2 separate regions of the Homo sapiens genome follow, and region 1 is linked to region 2. A link is a loop called in an ENCODE intact Hi-C map of the cell type or tissue named here. Cell type or tissue: ovary. All regions are shown on one strand. Links, peaks and the distances in the headings refer to the core of each region. The heading gives the core; the rest is flanking DNA. Region 1 has its middle 45 kb from the start of LINC02072. Region 2 holds the start of LINC02073 (long intergenic non-protein coding RNA 2073).

What was found. A loop is a pair of places that touch in the nucleus more often than their neighbours do. Peaks named below come from ENCODE experiments on the same cell type or tissue, not always from the same donor. Only the 100,000 strongest peaks of a DNase experiment are listed, where the experiment ranks them.
Region 1: a loop joins it to region 2, with 6 times the contacts of the local background. A loop is called at or near these places in 5 of 110 quality-filtered maps.

Annotation. Positions count from the first base shown.
Region 1 is chr17:51,377,304-51,387,055 of GRCh38, reverse strand. No RefSeq gene overlaps it. Among named protein-coding and RNA genes, the nearest start is that of LINC02072, 45 kb to the right of the region's middle. In ovary, for the core only: no CTCF peak of the experiment used is centred there; no DNase peak of the experiment used is centred there.
Region 2 is chr17:51,430,210-51,439,961 of GRCh38, reverse strand. It overlaps LINC02073 (long intergenic non-protein coding RNA 2073), which reads right to left and starts at 4,535. Exons shown (of 3, transcript NR_146897.1): 1 at 4,266-4,535. In ovary, for the core only: no CTCF peak of the experiment used is centred there; a DNase peak (open chromatin) is centred at 4,134.

The sequences.
Region 1 (9,752 bases), core at 1,162-9,161, 53 kb after region 2:
ATTGAAGAGGGTGAACAAAGGTAAAATATTCTCTTCTACCATAATAGGAATTAAGTAGAGAATGTCTAAAGTGGGCAAATGAAGAGAAAGCCCTATACACATATTATTTACAAAGCTGGAGAAATAGATTTTTTTTAAAATGGAAAGGGTTGCCTCTGGGGAATGAGAAGGAGTGGAAGTGGGAGATAGGCAGGTCAGGGTTTCTCGTTTTTATTAAAAGAATTTTAGCACAATTTGTCCTTCATGGACTGATGCTGGGATGAGGGGAGGACACCTTGGGAACGACAGCGGAGACACCACCAAGACCTTGGCATTATGTGAGATCCCAGAATCCATCCCCCACAGGAAATGGGAGAAGGACCCCAAAAAGACCATTCATTAAGTGTCCTTCACCCAGCCCGATAAGGGCTTGCAATAAATATTAAATTCAGTCATAGAACTTGAAGTTACAGTTCTTAACCACCAAAGTAAACGGACTGATATTCGCACCTGTTAGCAACACAGCCCGGTAGAACTTTCTGGAATGGTGGAAATGTTCTGCACTATCCAGTGTAGTAGCCACTAGACACATGTGGCTATTGAGCCCTTAAAATATGGATAGTGTGACTGAGGTCCTGAATTTTTAACTTCACTTAATTTTAGTGAATTTAAATGTCAATAACCACGTGAGGCTAGCGGCTGCCATAATGGACAGCGCAATAGAGTGTCTCCCATTACATCAGTCTGTCGTTCAACAAATGTGGGGGCCTACTGGGGTGAGGCCCTGTTCAAGGAGATTGAATAAGTCATGCCTAGTCCCTTTCCTCACAGAGTATGGGGCTAAGTGGGTGACACAGACACTCATGGTTCCCATGCATGGTACCATGAAGGACAGACAGGCTGGTAAGGGAGAGCATCACTGTGGCTCCTCATTCAGATGGAGAAGTCCTCTCAGGAAAAGGGGGCAGCAACAAAGCCAGGAAACAACGGTGGGACCCGAGGCCAGGGTATCTGCAGGCCCAGGCTTGAGGGAAGACAAGGACCAGGAGATGAGGCTGCGCAGGTGGGCAAAACCACATTGTCAGGGCCTCTTGGCCAGCCTGGGAGTTTATATTCTACTGTCAGTGGCACAAGCAGATTTCCATTTTAAAATGGGAATTAGGCTGGGTGCAGGAGCTCACACCTGTAATCCCAGCACTTTGGAAGGCCAAGGCGGGCGGATCACCTGAGGTCAGGAGTTCAAGACCAGCCTGACCAACATGGGGAAACGCCGTCTCCACTAAAAATATAAAAATTAGCCAGGCGTGGTGGCAGGCGCCTGTAATCCCAGCTACTCGGGAGGCTGAGGCAGGAGAATCGCTTGAACCCGGGAGGTGGAGGTTGTCGTAAGCCGAGATCGCAGCACTGCACTCCAGCCTGGGCGACAAGAGTGAAACTCAGTCTCAAAAAAAAAAAAAAGAAGAAGAAACGTGAATTAAACTCCAGTTGTGTGGAGAATGACGTGAAGAAGGCAGAGTGAACGGGTGAAGATTTGCAGGGGACTGCCCCAGCTCTAGGGGCGAGTGACGGTGACTCGGGCCATGCTGGAGGCGGCTGAGGCGGCATGACCAGGTCACGGTTGTTTATGGGAAGAGTCGCTGTGGTTGTGGGAGGGGACAGAAAGGGATGCGGGAGCGGGCCTAGAGGAGCCCATGTGAGGGGAAGGATGGCGGATGGATCCCGCCAGTGATCTGGGTCAGCGCTGCAGCTTCTCGGATCTGGGTCAGCGCTGCAGCTTCTCGGATCTGGGGATCTGTTCTCCACCCAATCTTGGAAGGCACGAGGGATGCAGGGGTCGTCCCTTCAGCTCCCGTTGGATGCTCCAGAGCCTGAGCCCCTGTCCAGCTTACTACGCAGCAGCAGCACTCTCTGGTGGCCCAGCCCCCTTTCCCCACCCCACATACCCATCTCACTCCAATCTGGGTTTTCACCGCAGGTCCTTACTTTCACCTGGAGTTCTTGTCACCAATGAATGTCTCTCCAGGCCCCATCTCCTCGACACCCCACCCCCCAGAAGCCTGTCCTGTGTTTTCCAGAGCAAAGACCCCCACGCTTAGGACAGGGCTGGGGGCTCAGGGTTAAGGGGCTGGGCATGGGAGTGGGCTGGATTCAGAGCGAGGGCTGCGTTTCCAGGATGAAAATGTAGCTGGAAGTCCAGGGAAGAGACAACATCCCAGAGTCCGCAACGGAGGGAGGGGAGCAAGAACAGACCCCAGGCAGGATGGAAGGCTGAGGAGGCCACGGGCAGAGAGCCCCTTCAAGAGGCTCCTCGGGAAGACTCCCCGGGCCAGTGGCACACAGGCAGGGGCCTTTTATGGCCTGTCTATGAAGGAGCTCTGGGCTGAAACAGAGCCCCTAAAACCACCTCAAGGGAAACATTTAACTCTGGTGAAATGTAAACTCTAAAAGGCTGGGCTGTTTTCCTTTACACAGAAAAGGCGCCGCACCCCAAACTCCGCAAAAGCCTCCCTACCTGGGACCACGTGGTCAGCGTCCACACTCTGAAGGAGCTGGTGCTCTGGGGCAGCATGGTCATGGCCATGTCTCTCAGATCCAGCCAGTCCATGGGCACGGCCATGACCCCTAACACTGCCCGAGGCTTCACTCGGCGCCTCCCTAGACCCGGATGAGCTTGTGTTGGTCTTTTCTCCTTCCCATAACCTGACCGTTGAACCGGTCTGAGCTCCCAGGTGTGTACCCTTTTCTCCATCTGGGGTAGGGGGTTCCCATCTGAGTGGCTCAACTAAGAGGATGCCAGTTTAGGCATATCTGGGAAATCTAAGGAATCAGTGTTCTGTGTGCAAAAAGGAAACAGGGGCCTCCTGGGATGTAGGGATGTCAACTTAAGAGAAAATGTGATATATAAACTTTTGGAAAGAGAATGTTTCTGGAAAGGTTGGTGAAGGTAGGGTGATTCTGACCACAGTCCCAGAAAGAGGAGTTGGCTGGAATAAGAGCCCCATGACAATCTCTGCAAGGTGGTGTGAGCAGAAGCCAGACCCTTGCTTTGCAGCTTATGTTCCATGCTCCAGTGTGACACACACAGCATAAATGCCACCTCCTCCAGAGGACCTCCCAGTAACCCACACTAGGTAAATTCTCCTTGCCGTATGTTCCCACAGGATCCTGTGCTTCCCTCTCAGCATTTATCAACTTTCTCTAGCACTTGCCTGTCGGCTTACCCACCTCTCTGCTGGACGGAACCATTATGAGCCCACAGGCCACATCCGTCTTGTTTGCTGTTGTATGCCCAGCACCTGCAACAGTGCCTGGCACAGGACTTGGAAAGTCATGATGCAAGTGTAGACACTTTCCCCATTTCAGTGAGGAACAAAGTTCCTTCCTAGGGAAGACACCTGCACTACCCACTGACATCCAGTGCCGAAGACCTCCTCAAGGAGCTGGCAGGAACTCAGGAGAAGTTTCAGTGACTACAGTTCTGCAGGCAGGAATAAAAGCAAAGGAAAGCTGCATGCATGTGCCTGCAACCCTGAAACTGGCCTAGTTAGGAAGCAACTACAACACACACTAGAACATCCTAAGCAAAGGATACCAAGGTCAGAGCCACATCTCTCCCATCATAGGTTAAAAATGCAGGGACTAAGTTGTTGCAGATGGATGTATAGAAAAGTAAAGCTTCTAGGCCCGGCGTGGTGCCTCATGCCTGCAATCACTTTGGGAGGCCGAGGCAAGTGGATCACCTGAGGTCAGGAGTTCGAGACCAGCCTGACCAACATGGCGAAACCCCGTCTTTACTAAAAATACAAAAATTAGCTGGGCATGGTGGTGGGCACCTGTAATCACAGCTACTAGGGAGGTTGAGGCATGAGAATTGCTTGAACCCAGGAGGTGGAGGTTGCAGTGAGCCGATATCATGCGACTGCACTCCAGCCTGGGTGACAGAGCAAGACTCCATCTCAAAAAAAAAGTAAAGTTTCTAATAGAAGCAACAACATTTCTTCAGCTTTACAGACACTGTCAGATACCACGACAATATTCATTGTCTTTTCTCCTGAGTTAAATCATTTTTCCTCAGCCACAGGACCATCAGTTTAGAATCTGATGTGCAGCTATCAGAGAGAATAACAGACACTTGCTGCTCCAAACTTGACTCCTAAAATAAGATAATAATTCCTTTGACACCTCAGAGAATATTCCATCAGTTGGTCAAAAATGGATGAAGCCATCTAAATATATTTCCAGAACTCAGCAAGGGTTGATTTAAGCACATTTGTTTTAAAGAATTGGAGAAGCAGGTAGGGAGGAGACTGCTGATTCTTAAGCCAAGAAAAGTCATGAATTTACTACTTGACCGCAGGCTAAAACCATATTAATTTTATTTCAAATGTATGTATTCAAGCTAAGAGAGGGTGTCGTGAAAGGTTTAAATCTTAAATCAAATGTTCTTTACAATAAGGTCATTAGTGACAGGCTGAAATGTTGCAAGGGATGTATTACATGATGGATGTTTGTCATTTATTCAAAGAAAAATGCTACAGTGAGCCTAAAGGGTCATTTCTCCAGCCACAAAGTATTCTCAAGGGGCAAAGCTGCCAAGCAATGAAATCCAAATTGCTCTCCTCCCCTTCTCACCATGTTAATTACTCCTGAACTTTGCAAGGACAAGCATTCTGCTCTCAATCAGCGGTCTCCCACATTGCCAAAGGAAGTTATAGCCAGTATGTTTGAACATGTGCTCTTCAGGAGATCACCAAACCCCAGAAAAGGGAGAAGGAAGAAGAACCTTACATCATCAGAAATGTCTGGAGGCTTTCCCTGAGCATGAGATTTTTGGACACTTTTACATGTTCGTATTTGGGAATAACTAAAGTAACCAAGGATATCACTGGGCCAGAGGTGGATGTGGGTTCCAATTCTACCTGTTAGTACATGACCTGTCATGGGACCATTAAGTAACAATACCACTGCTATGTCCCCCAGCACCTAAAACAGTGATAATCAGATAGTTGCAGAATCTCCCTGAAGTCCCCATGAACAATCTAGGGTTGCACAGAACAGAGTTAAAAAACAACTAGGGAATTTGAGATTGCATGGGTGTAGGCAAGGTTAAGACCTGACCCTACCACTTCCTAGCTGGGTGACCACGGATAAAATGTGTAGCTAAGTAAACAGCCTTTCCCTAGTGCCCCACAACTCCTCCCAGAATCCCCTTCTTTGTCCCAAAGCCTGCTGGTATCCCCACTGTCAAGTAACTATAATAATCAGCTAGCAACCGTGGTTGCAATAAGCAGAATACCACTCATATATATACAGTCTACAAAGCATTTTCAGCATACATTATCTCACATCTTTCTCCTGACAGTCTCTTGATGGAGGGAGCACAGGGCTACTTCCCTATGTTATAGGCCAAGAAGAGCTCAGAGAGATGAAACCCAAAACCACACAGCAAAGAGATGTGCCAGGACTAATACTGGGAGCTCCAATGTTCTCTTTCTACACTGTGCCACCTCCTCACTCAGCACCTAGCAGTGCCCACCAGTCACCTGGCATACACAGGAGTTTATAACCATGTCACAGTCTACTCCAGGAGGCCTGTAGGAAGCCTGTGGTCCCAGGGGAAATGACTGCCCTGGGCTGGGCTTTATGAAGGATGTCGTCTATAATAAAATAAAGCCAGGGCTGTCCTTGGAGCAAATAAATTGGCTCTTGCATCACACTCAAACCTTTTCTTGAATATTACAAATGAGAGTTCATGGATGTCCATAGAAATGGCCATATCATGGTGATACTGCTGCTCTGGGCTCCTCTGGTCAACTATCTTCCACAATATTGGATTTTCTGTTCTGAAACCGCATGGAAAAGTCATTATAGAAATGATAATTCTCTACGCTCATTGTAAGTTGCCAAGATGAACAAGTCACCTTTGATATCATATTCAACTGGCATTTGGTATGGAAAAAAACTTTGTAATTTACAAGTCTTGGACTGGCAACATTGAGCTACATTAGCCAAGCACAAAATCTGGAAAGTCTAATGGCAGGGCAGCCTCTTCTCTTCACATACATTGAAAAAACAGCTCTTCAGGACCACTCCCTCCCTGCTTATTTATGTCTTTCCAGACTGCTAGAGTCAGAGCCAGGCACCCTCAGTGTCTAATAGTCTTATAAGTGGTCAGCCTTGGCTAGGATTTGGGAGGCTCTTGCTCCTGTCCTGGAGGACTCCATGTACCTGATCTTTTCTGCCAGGAGGGACCTCAGGGATGGTTTTATCTTATAGCCTCGTTTTACAGATGAGAAAACTGAGGCCAAAAGAGTTGAAGGCCCTTGCCCAGAGACAATCAGCAATTTAAGATATGAGCTTAGATGTTGTTAAAGAGACACACTAAATGAACCAAAGCAGCACGTGTTTCTCCTAATTCCCCATGCAATAATATATTCAATCGCTTTTCTTTCTTTAGGGTAAGCATAACTCTTTTGTGCCACCAAGCTAAGCTCTGGGCCTGATATGATCCTTGCATCAATAGAACAAAAGACACACATGATTAGTCTCATTTTATAGATGAGGACGCTGAGATGGAGTTGTCCAAGGCCACACAACAAAGAAGCAACAGAACCGGAATCCAAATATAGTTTGGCTTAGCTCCCAAATATGTTCATTCTCCTTCCTCAACCTGTGGAGTATACAGAGACCTCAGCTGGGTTGTTCTGGAGGCGGGCACTCACCTGGAATTTGGAAGTACAGTTCCAGGTATGCTGCTGAGCACCTGGTCCTTGCTCTCCCAGAAAAGAACCCTTTCTGCTTAGCTGTCAGGGGAGCCTGCAGCAGCCAGATGCTTACAGACCACCTGAAGATGTGGAAGCCATTCTCCTGAATGCCCAGAAGGTGCCTTTTGTGAACAGAGTAGCTGGGAATCTCTACCTCTAACCTGCCACCACCATTACTTAGCCCCTTTCCTCTGGCACTGGGAAGCCAGTCAACTGCAAAGACTTCTGTCAGGAGAGTAGAAAAGCTCCTGCACCAAGAAATGGGGCGAAGGTCTAAGACGGACATGAGACTCAGACCCATGTGATTCAGACTGCCACCTGAAACCTGCCTCGCACTGGCACAAATGCCCTCCACACCAGGCAGCCCGCCTCCCCTGGGCCCTGGGCTCCATGCTTCTGGAGTCTGCTCAGTGAGAGGAATGGCAGACCGCCTCTGTATGCTGGTGCAAAAAGGAAAGCAATTGATTTTGTTTGGGAGAATTTTATGTTAGTCCTTTTTATTATCTCAAGAAGGGTCCTGGAATCTACTAAAGCAAAATCAATTACAACCATGCTGAGGGAGGCCAGAGCAGCCCTTTGGCTTTGAGCAAGAGGCAGGTCTCCAGATGAGAAACCTAGCCTTTGAGTGGCTGCTGGTCTTCTCTCTGCTGCCTTGGACTCATGTCACCCTCTGCTCTCTATAAAGCTCCTTTGTCACCTGACTGGATAGCCCTGCCCCAAGACCCACAGTTTGGGACAAGGGGGGACACTGGTCCACACTGGACCAATTGATTCCCTCTCCTAGAAATTGAGAAGTGGGATCCTGAGCCAGATAGCCTCTGAATGTGGCTGGAACAGAAGGGACATTAAAATGGTAGCTGGGGAAAGGGCATCTTCTACCATGTGTTCTAAAAAGCAAGGGAAACCTGTCTGAACAGAAAAAGAAGAAACTGATAGATAAAAAGAAACAGAAACAAAAGACAGTGCAAGACTCTGGCAAGTCTTCAGACCCTGGCCCCAGACCCCCTGACTAGGCATGGCTTCCAGAAGGAACTCTCTCAGTTAAGCCGGCCCAAGCTGGTGTGTGCTGTTTGCAACCAAATATTAGAAATATTATTTTTCTTCAGTTTGGTAAATGTAAGAATAATACCCCATAAATGCATTCAGATGTTTTCTTTTTTTTCTTTCTTTGAGATGGAGTCTCGCTCTGTTGCCCAGGCTGGAGTGCAATGACACCATCTCGGCTCACTGCAACCTCCACCTCCCAGGTTCAAGTGGTTCTCCTGCCTCAGCCTCCTGAGTAGCTGGGAATATAGATGTTTCACCACGTTAGCCAGGCTGATCTTGAACTCCTGACCTCAGGTGATCCACCCACCTCAGCTTCCCAAAGTGCTGGGATTACGGGAATGAGCCACTGTGCCCGGCCTCAGTTGTTTTCATTAAGAAACAGGGCCAGGTGCGGTGGCTCACGCCTGTAATCCCAGCACTTTGGGAGTCCTAGGTGGGCAAATCATGAGGTCAGGAGATCGAGACCATTCTGGCTAACACGGTGAAACCCCGTCTTTACTAAAAATACAAAAAATTAGCCAGGTGTGGTGGCATGCGCCTGTGGTCCCAGAGGTGACAGAATGAGACTCCGTCTCAAAAAAAAAAAAAAGAAAAACAACCAAAGAAAGGAACAATATGTTATACAAAATATCCAGAATAGGTAAGTCCACAGAGATAGAAACAGATTGTCGGTTGCCAGGGGGAAGTAGGGCGTGACTGTTTAATAGGCATGGGGTTTTCTTTCGGGGTGATGAAAATTTTTTAGAACTTGATATAACTGCTGGTTGTACAAAATTGTGAATGCACTGAACACCACTGAGTTGTATACTTTTAGATGGTTACTTTTACATTCGGTAAATTTCACCTCGATTTTCCTTAAAAAAAAAAAAAAAGCTTGTTCTACCTATGACTATCAGGAAGGCCCAATAAAGATGCACATTTTGCCAACTAACTTGCTGAAGTACCTAATTCATTTGTCCATTTATTCATTAATGAGAACATAGATACATAGTATTGGCCACTTGCCAAGCACTGTGCTGGGATTACTGTGGTGGCCAAGATAGACATGAATCCTTGCCTTGGAGAGCAAGAGTGGACAATTAGCAAGCTGTAACATTAAAGTACTTGTTTTTGTCCTCCAGCACACATTCTTCCCTTTCTTCCAGCAACAGAACTCTCCTTTTCAACAAATAATGTATTCTCTCTCTGTGATACATAAAGGAGGCTGGTTCTACCCACCCTTTCCAAGAGGTCAGTCAGCCACAATGATTGGTCCGGAAATGGACCCATCCTCCTGGCCACAATGATTGGTTTGGAAATGGACACTTGACCAAAGGTGAACCAATGAGAATATCCCTGGAACTTTTCTACCATTGGTATTCAGAAAGACTCTTCTTTCCACTGATGTTGCTAAGCATGAGATGCTGGGGCCGTCTTGCCCATCATGTGGAGACAACTGGTCCAAGAAGTAGAGAGAAAGAGAGAGGGACCCAGAGCCCTACAATTAGCTGTCCAGTGATATTTCACATTTCCAGTGATGAAGCCAAGAAATTATCTTGCTTTTGTGTTAAGCTAGTTTGAGTTGTGTTTAATCACTTGTATTTAAGATTTTTTTTCATTGCAAGGAGGACAGGGGACTTACTTGATATCGTGGAAGCTCACAACAGGCACATCTATTAGAGCACAGGTTATATGAAGTGCTTTTTCCTATAATTTACATATATATATAGGATTTCAACATTGATTGATTAGTGAACATTTATACTCAAACTGCTGTTGCTATACATCACTTCACTATGATTTCCAAAATGCTTTATGAGACCAAGCACAGTGGCTGATGCCCGTAATCCCAACACTTTAGGAGGCTAAGGCAGGGGGATCGCTTGAGGTCAGGAGTTCAAGACCAGCCTGGGCAACATAGTGAGACCCCATCTCTACAAAAAAAATTTTAAAAATTAGCCAGGCATGGTGGTGCATGCCTGT
Region 2 (9,752 bases), core at 774-8,773:
GCCCATTTTCATCTGGCCTCAGCAATAGATGCCTGGTCCACGGGCCAGCTCTCCAGTAGGAAAGCCAGTCCTCATCTTCAGAGCTCTGCCACCAACACGAAGCAATTAAGCCCAACTTCACATCGTATGGATGCATCCGGACTAAGTGGGAAAAGCTTCTGGGGAATTCACTACTTGCTGAAAACAGAATCCTCTTAACCCTGCTTCATCTCCCTTCCTACCCGCCCTCCCCAGTCCTCACAGTTCAGTAATTTAATAGGAAGGAAACAGAACCAACAGGAAACGGAGCTGCCTGTCTGTTTGCAATAAACACAATAGAATCTCACTTCAGAACAAATCCAGGAGCACAGGCTCGGCTATGAGTCATGCCTACTGATGAAGCATCTCCCTTCCCCACTGCAGCAATGAGGCCCTCCCCAAGACCAGGAAAGGCATGCAGAGAAAGCACATAAGCACATGAATTCTGCAGTGTGTGTGTGATGTTGGCCTGTCTGCTCAGCCTTCTCTCTGTCAGATAGAAAACATCAGAGCAGACCAATAACTTCTGGAGGCCTTGAACAAGTTAGCTACTCTATGCCTCAATGCCCTATTTGTTAAGCAGAGGTAGTAAGAGTACATTACCACATAAGGAGGTTGTGAGGATTGAGTGAGTTAATACATAAAGCACTTAGGACAGTACCCGGGATATACTTACTACTATACAAGAGTGCCATGTTTTTGTTGTCATCATCATTATTATTATCCTCAGTCTCTGCTCCTTATTTGGGGACCCCAGAGACAGATGAGATCCAACACAGCACTATTATCCAAGCTTTCATTATTGTAATCACAATCAAAGCCAATGATGATTGAGAACTGACTGTGTGTATGTTTCTTCATTCTCTATGGCCATTCTGTGTGGCTCAATATTATCTCCATTTTATAGAAAAGAAAACAGGCTTAGGGAGTTTGGGAGACCTATCCAAGGACACCAATAAGCAAAGGAGCCACTAGATGTCACATCCAATTTGGCTTAGGTCTCTTCACTCCAGAGCCTGAATGTCACTGGGTGGCATGGCCTGCATTTCCCAGCACTTCCAGAAATTTCTGAAACACAGAGCACATTTCTTGCCACAATGGGGTTGCAAACAACAGAAAGTGATTTTGCCTAACTTAAGCAAAAAGGGATACCAGGGAAGGAGAGGCTCTGGGAATCCACTGGAAGGCTGGGACCCAGGCCTGGATGCTGCTAGGGGGCACAGACAGTTCCTGGAGACAGGAAGAACAGAAATGGTCCTACCGCAGGAGTGGCAGGTCCAGGCATCACCAATGGATGACGTTTGCAACCTTCTCGCATTTGCTCAAGGTTCAAATTCTAGGGAAAAAAGCATCTCTTTGGCAGGGTTTGGGTCACATGTCCCCTTCATGTTTATTGGAAGTCAGAGATCTTCCAGACTAAAGACACTGGACAAAAGGTAATTATCCCAAAGGATACCAAGGCGCTGTTAGGAATGAGACATGGATGCCAGAGGGCCCCAAGGCATGCTTGCCGGCACCACGAGGCTTCCAAGAGTTTTCACATCACGGCACACGAGGAAAAGAGTGAGTCCTCTAATAGGGGGTGAGTCAAGTTACCTTGGGTGTGACAGAGCTAAACAAGAATCCTAATGTGCTAGAGTTTGAAGGAATCTTGGAATTATCTCATCTAGCCTCCCCCCTTCCCTTTTTTTTACAGACAAGGAAATTAAAAATGGTGGGTTACCAGAGCCGCACCACATGTTGGTGGTAGAGCCAGGACAAACAAAGGATTCTGCAGCCCATCAGCACCTCTTCCACTAAAATACTAATGATCTCCCCCTATCCAGAAGCGTTGCCACCCATTCCAAACACCAAGTCAGGCCACCGTGCAGTCCCAGAGATCTTTCTGGGGTCTGGAAAATCAGGTCAGTCATCTACTCTAGAGCCTCCCTTTCCTGAGCAGCCAGCCAGAGATGCCTTTAGGGGAAGCAGAGAACCAGAGAAAGGGGTAGTTCAGCCAACCTCGAGACACCTGTCCACACACATTGGCTCTGAATAGGGAGAAGAGTTGTTGCTCGTGCCTTTCCCCTTCTCCATCTCCCTCCCAGGCTCCTGTGATCCTTTGCTGTATCCTCCCATCCCTGAAGGGGTCCTCATCATTCACTGTAACCAGACTTCCCAGTATTCTGATGTGGGGGAGTCTGGGGGTTCTTTCGGCTGAGACACATCCAGGTGTCACACTTAGATAAAGATGGCTCTGTCTGTTCTTGGTGTTTTGAGTTGTGACATCTGGACTGCCATTGCTAGTGCTCTAATTTAGAATTTGCATCCCCACAGAGGCGAGCAGGGGAGTGGCGGGTGGGGCGGAATATGTGCTCCCAGGTGCTAAAGGGGTGGCCCCTGCCAAAAAAATTAATAAATGCTAGTTTTTGCAAATTCTAGCTCAGCTATGTACCTATAAGGAATGTGGGCACAACCATATATGACATTACCCAGGGGCATCATTAACCTGTCGACTCCATGCATTCCTTGTTTATATACTAAGTCAGGGTCACGCAGATAAAAGTCTACAAAATAGGGTGCAGTGTATACTGCCCAGGTGATGGGTGCATCAAAATCTCACGAATCACCCCTAAAGAACTTACTCATGTAACCAAACACCACCCGTTCCCCCAATAACCTATGGAAATAAAACATTTAAAAAAAAATTACATATCACCTAGTCAAACTTCTGGATGGGGAAGAAAATTCATTGCTCCAAACGCTTTATAAAAAGCTTCTGAGGCCAGGCACGGTGGCTCATACCTGTAATCCCAGTACTGTGGGAGGCCAAGGCAGGTGGATCAACTGAGGTCAGGAGTTCAAGACCAGCCAGGCCAACATGGCAAAACCCCAACTCTGCTAAAAATACAAAAAAAAAAAGAAAAAAATTAGCCAGGAGTGGTGGTGCACGCCTGTAGTCCCAGCTACTCGGGAGGCTGAGGCAGGAGAATGGTGTGAACCCAGGAGGCGGAGCTTGCAGTGAGCTAAGATCGTGCCACTGCACTCCAGCCTGGGCAACAGAGCGAGACTGTCTCAAAAAAAAAAAAGAAAAACAAAAACGCTTCTGAGAGTGTTGATGCTGCTACCAGAACAATGGCTTAGACAAGAGCAGACTTTCTCTGAGAAGGCAGAAAGGAATTAATACATTGCTCTTCCTCCTTTCCAAATGCAGTAAAGCTTGTGTTCCCATATATTAAAATGGGGCACTCTTCAAAATTTTCAAGATCATCACAAGCAATAAAACACTGAGACACTGTCACAGATGGGAGGAAGCTAAGGACCTCTGACAACTACACACAACATGGGATCCCAGATTGGTTCCTGGAACAGAAAAAAAGACATTCGTGGAAAAGCTGGTGAATTCTGAAGTCTGTAATTAATAGTATTGTACCAAAAAAGGTGAACAGCAAAGCAAGCTGGATGAAGGACATTTGGGAATTCTGCACTATCTTTACAACTTTCCTGAAAATTCAAACTAAAAAGTTAATTAAAGTGGGGAAGAGATCTCAGATAGGGCAAAGGATGGACCACCCCTTGGTACTAAGCCCAGCATGGGTGTGAAGGGAAGCCTTGGATGAGGCACATCTAAGAGACAATCTAGCTCAACCTCACTCAGGCCTTGAACGTTCAGAAACACTTTGGCAGAAATGCCAGAGAAAGGAAGCAAAGAAAATGCCGAGAGTTACTCGAGTTAACAAGCAGCACCAGCAAAAAACCCAGGAGAGATCATGGGGACTTATCTCATCCTTGTGAAAATACAAAGCAAAAAAAAACATCAGGCTGGGCCAGCTTGGGTGGTAAGCTCCCAGATTTAAAAAAAGAAGAAAAAATAAAAAAAATTCTGTGATATTTAGTAAAGGAAAACCTTAAAATTTTAAAGTATTAAAAAGGGAGCCAAGGGGTCAGGCAAACAAAGGGTGGAGAGGGGACCAAGATAAGCACCGGTGTCCTCTGGTCACAGGAGAGCAGAAATCAATCTGACTGTGCAAACAAACTCCCTGAAAGCCAAGCATGCCCTTGCCAAGTCCAACTCACCATTCTGAGGCTCCCTACCGGATTGACTGCTGGTAAATATCATGACTGCACAGCGCCCCACGTGGTGAGTAGGCTGAGTCTTGCATAGGGGCTCCCCTGGCTGTACATCTAGAGCTTGGAAAATCGCAAAACCCCACACACTCCCCAGCATCTCCACCTACAATCTGCAGCCACCTCTTGGCTGAGCTCACCCAAAATACTTTCAGCTGAAAAGCAAAGGTAGCAAAAACTCCAGGAGGTGGCCTTTGCATCCAGGACACATCGCAGAGTCTGTAAGCTTTGACTCTCGGTTTTTCTTCATTTTCCACACATTTATTTGTTCATCCAGCAGCTGCGTAACTGCCCAATGGGTTCACCTTGCCCGCTGCCTAGACACAGCTGATATATCAAGACAGGGGAATTACAATAGAGAAAGAGTAATTCACTGCAGAGCCTGCTGTGTGGGAGACCGGAGTTTTATTATTACTCAAAGGATCAGAGTTTTTAAGGACAACTTGGTGGGTGGGGGTAAGCCAGTGAGCCAGGAGTGCTGATTGGTTAGGTTGGAGATGAAATTTTAGGAAGCTGAAGCTGTCCTCTTGTGCTGAGTCAGTTCCTGGGTGGCGGCCACAAGATCAGATGAACCAGTTTATCAATCTGGGTGGTGTCAGCTGATCCATCAAGTGCAGGGTCTGCAAAATATCTCAAGCAGTGATCTTAGTAACAGTTTAGGGAGGCTCAGAATCTTGTAGCCTCCAGCCACATGATTCCTAAACCATAATTTATAATCTTATGTAATTTATTAGTCTTACAAAGGCAGTCTGGTGCCCAGGCAAGAAGGAGGTTTGTTTTGGGAAAGGGCTGCCATCGTCTTTGTTTTAAACTAGAAACTAAGTTCCTCCCTAAGTTAGTTCAGCCTACACCCAAGAAGGAACACCGCAGCTTAAAGGTTAGACGCAAGATGGAGTCAGTTAAGTTAGATCTCTTTCACTGTCTCAGTCATTATTTTGCAACAGCAGTTTCAGCTGCACAAGCTGATTCTCAGAATTCTTGCAGATTTGATCTTAACTTCATTAACTAGCCTGCCAAGTTATGCCATTAGATATGAGTTCTAAATTTCTTTTCAAAGAATCAATATGTCAGTATATTCAATTCTTTGCCTTCTACTTTTAAACTTCATCATAAAGCAACCTTTTTGTATTACCTGCTCCACCCTCATTTCAATCACCTGCTCCACCCTGACTCATTCCGATTACTGCTCCACCCTGACATTCCAATTATCTGCCACCTGTTCTGCCCTGACTCATCCTCCTCACTGCATAACCACGTTTTCCCACCAAACCACTCGCCCTGTCACGCTCTTTAAATTAGCCAATCAGAATTAATTTAGCCTGTGCAGTCTAATCCTAGCCAATAGGGGAACAACACAGCAGCAGTGGCCACAGCCCTTTCCCTCCCTTGTCCAGGTGTGTGCTCACCGTTGCTCCATCTGTAAGGACTCACCTTTCTATAGAAATACGTTGCCTTGCTGAGAATTAAAAAGAAAATTTTACATTCAAGTGCTATTTCTTTTGTGGCACCAAAACGTTATAATACCCATCTCAGAGTTAAGGAAGCCGATGGTCAGTAATGTTAGTTAAGCTCAGGTGACTAACAAGGGGCAAAGTTGGGGCAAAAATAGGTCAAACTTGAGGGTCAAAATTGTGTCCTCAACATCATAGTAGTGAATTGCTTACCATGTGTAAGGCTATGGGAGAATATAGACAACTTTTTTTTAATGGTCCCTGTCCTCAAACAGATAAACAAAGAGACCAAAAATGCCCACATATAATTCAATCGAATAAACATTTATTAATAATTAAATCTAAATGATAGAAGTGGGACATGAAATTGCAATGGAAGTTTAAATGGATTCTTAAACTATAAGAGGCATGCTCTAAGAAAAAAGTTAACATGCAATTAAAATTCCAAATTATTCTGGCAAAACTGGAGGGACAAGATCACTATTTCACTTGTGTAATTGTTGGAGAGATATATTTAACTATGTATATTAAATGTAAACACAGTAGAATATGAATTCATATTAGAACTTCTAATTCACTGGAGAGGAAGAAAAAGGAATAAACTTTATCAACCTAACAAAAATAAGTAAAGCAGAAATGAGGGAACCAATAGAAAGTGTAATAAACAGAAAGCATAAAATTAAATGGCAGGAGTGAGACCAAACCTCCTGGATGCCAAATTCATGTGAGAGGGTTAAATTCCACTGTGAAATGATAAAGGTCCTTGGGGATGGGTTGGAAAAACAAAAATCCAATTATATGCAATTTATAAGAGATGGACCTAAAACAAAATGATACAGGGAAGGTGAAAACAATTGGATAAGCAAACATGTATCAGACAAAAGCAAACAAAAAGAAACATGGATAGAGATATTAAGGGCTAAGAATAGAATGTTAGGCCAAAAATTTAAACAGTTTAAAGAAAGGATATTCTTAATGATAAAAGGGCACTCCATGAAGAAGTAGCTATAGTCATGAAATGTATGCAGTGAACAATCTACAAGGCAAAGGCTCTTAGAAATGCAAGGCAAATTCAATTTAAAAAAAAAAAAAAAAAAGCACAGTGAGAATCCAAAACATCACTCTTCAAATTTTGTAGATTAAACAGACAAAAGAAGTATAGACATCATTTTGGCAACATAATTATCAATCCTGATTTAATAGATATGTAGAAAGAGAACCATGTACACTAAAAAGGAAAATATATTCTTTTTTTTCTTTTTTTTGAGATAGTCTTGCTCTGTTGCCCAGGCTGGAGTGCAGTGGCACGATCTTGGCTCACTGCAAGCTCTGCCTCCCAGGTTCATGCCATTCTTCTGCCTCAGCCTCCAGAGTAACTGGGACTACAGGCGCCTGCCACCACACCACGCCCAGCTAATTTTTTTGTATTTTTAGTAGAGACGGGGTTTCACCATGTTAGCCAGGATGGTCTCGATCTCCTGACCTTGTTATCCCCTGCCTCGGCCTCCCAAAGTGCTGGGATTACAGGCATGAGCCACCATGCCAGGTCCCATAAAATATATTCTTTATTCCCATAGAAGACTTAAAAATAGGGACCATGTACTTAACCACATATGTTATTTTCTAAAAAGTTAGTATTTTACAGGTCATGCTAATTGACTATAATTATGCAAATTCAGAAGCTAATAATTAACAGATAAGCAAACAAAAAATTTTAATCATTGGGGAAACCTGAAAATTATCCTTTAAATAACTCGGGAATTTTTTTAATTATTAGAAATAAAATGACAAAATTGCCGGGTACAGTGGCTCAAGCCTGTAATCCCAGCTACTTGGGAGGATAAGGTAGGAGGATCACTTGGGCTCAGGAGTTTTAGATCAGCCTGGGCAACAAAGTAAGATCCCATCTCTAAAAAAATAAAAATTAAAAAATTAGCCAGATGTAGTGGTGCATGCCTGTAGTCCCAAGTGCTCGGTAGATTGAGGTGTAAGGATAGCTTAAGCCTAGAAGTTCAAGGCTGCAGTGAGCTATAATCACACTACTGCACTCCAGCCTAAGTAAAAGAGCAAGACCTTGGTCTCTAAAAAGAAAAAAAACAAGAAAGATAAAATTATTTAGGGCTAAAAAAAATTAGATCACTTCTTTTCAAACTCTTTGGGATATGGCTAAACCCATACTTAGAGGAAAATTCAGTCTTAAATTATTTATTAATAACTATCAGAAAGATTTTAAAACAAATTACGTAAATAATGAGCACATGAGAAAATATTCAACATCATTAATCTTCAGAGAAATTTAAACCATGATAAAATACCACTACATACCTGCTTAAATTGATAAAATGAAAAAGACATCATGTAATGGAAAAGATAGACACCATTGAAGAGGATGTTGAGTAACCAGAACTCTCGTACTTATTGGTAAGAATGTAAAATGGTTGTAACCAACTTTGGAGAACTGTTTGGCAGTTTCTTAATAAGTTAAATGTACATCTACCCTATAAGGTTGAAATTTTACTTCTAAGTTTTTGTGATTTAATTAATTATTTTAAAGTGTTTAGAATGGGGCCTGGTACACAGTATAGGGTCAATAACTAATAGTCATTATTATTTCAAAAGAAAGGAGTCTGTGGCTTATACTCCAGGTGATTTGGTAAAGTTAAGCTCTCGTTCCCTATTAGAAGGTCTTGTACTTTAATGATGAGATCACTTATCAAGTAGTGTGAGCACCCCAACCTCACTAGGAGACTTTACTTCTGTCTTTTTCTATGAACAGTAACAGAAAACATCTTAACAGGGATGATACCCACTAGGCCATCTGAGCCAGAAAACAGGTGTAAAACCTAAATGTCCTATTGCCATTTCCTCCAATCTCCTTTCCCAAAATGCAGGGACCAGCTGAAGGCAGAAGATCAATGCTGAGGGGCACTGACAAGTCCCTTGCTTATCTGCAAGCTGAAAACATTTCGCCCATGCCCTTATCTGTGAATATCCATCCATGGAGGGCAGCACGATGTAGAGAAAGCAGCAGGTACTTGGGTGGAGTCCACCGGGTCTGAATTCCAGCACTGTGGCCTGGGCCAGTCCCTGCACCACCTCCCCCACTGGGATAACCAAGAGGATGACAGGCACCTGAGATATTTCACCCAAAGCAGCCCCCAGGACATGGCTTGTGATACATTTTAATTCTCTTGTTTAGTCAGATCTTTCTCAGTTGCAAGCATCTCCTTTGAAATTTTAATTGCCTGTATTGTTTGAATTTTGCTTACAATGAGCATGTATCACTATATAATCAGAAGAATCAACAAAGATATTCCCTCTACTTGGGGGAAAAAAACACAATTACTCTGGACAAATAACCTTCTAAGCATTGATCAGCTAATCCCTTGATGAGGCAGGCTGGATAAGGGTGTATGGGATGGGCGGGCAACGAAAACTGTCAACAATAACAACACCACCTTACAGTTGCATAACACTTGTCCATATACAAGGCATTTTCAAGCATGTGATTTTGATTTGTTCTAACAACAAAGCAGCACAAGCTCTTCTTCCCTCCAGGTATCTGCCCTCCCCTCCCTTACTGCAGGGTTCTGTGGCCCCATCAGAGAAGCTGTCAGTGGCTGTTTGAATAGACACAACTTTCTCTCCATTACGCCATCCTCCATCCTGCTCTGTATCCGTCCAGAGCACTGATCACTACCTGAACCTAAATACACACAGATCTATATTTATATCTTTTTTTATTTATCTAGATAAATCTAGCACCCAGTACGTGTTAAGAATTAAATAAAAAGGAAAGAAACATGAAAGGTGGCTCAACAGTCAAGGAGAGGTATATTTTAGAGAAAGCAAACCTGAGAGTGGCTTCTGGCCGAGTTAGGTCAGAGCACACTCTCTTACAGACTAAGAGATTCTAAGGATTCAGGGTGGGAGAGTTTGTCAGAGGCTTGGACTGCTTCTGTGTCTCTTTGTTGTGCTTCTCTGGGAAGGAGAGTTGTGTCTGTTCTCATACATCTTTCTGCAGCTGCAGCATACCCCTGAGTCTGCTTTTAGCTTCTCTATCTTAGGGCATCCTGAAGGGAAAGGAATGTGCTTATTAAGGCCCACTGTTTTACTCGGGTCCATTGTATGAGGGTGAAGTTTGGCAGTTACCCAAGAGACTTTCTCCCCACCTCC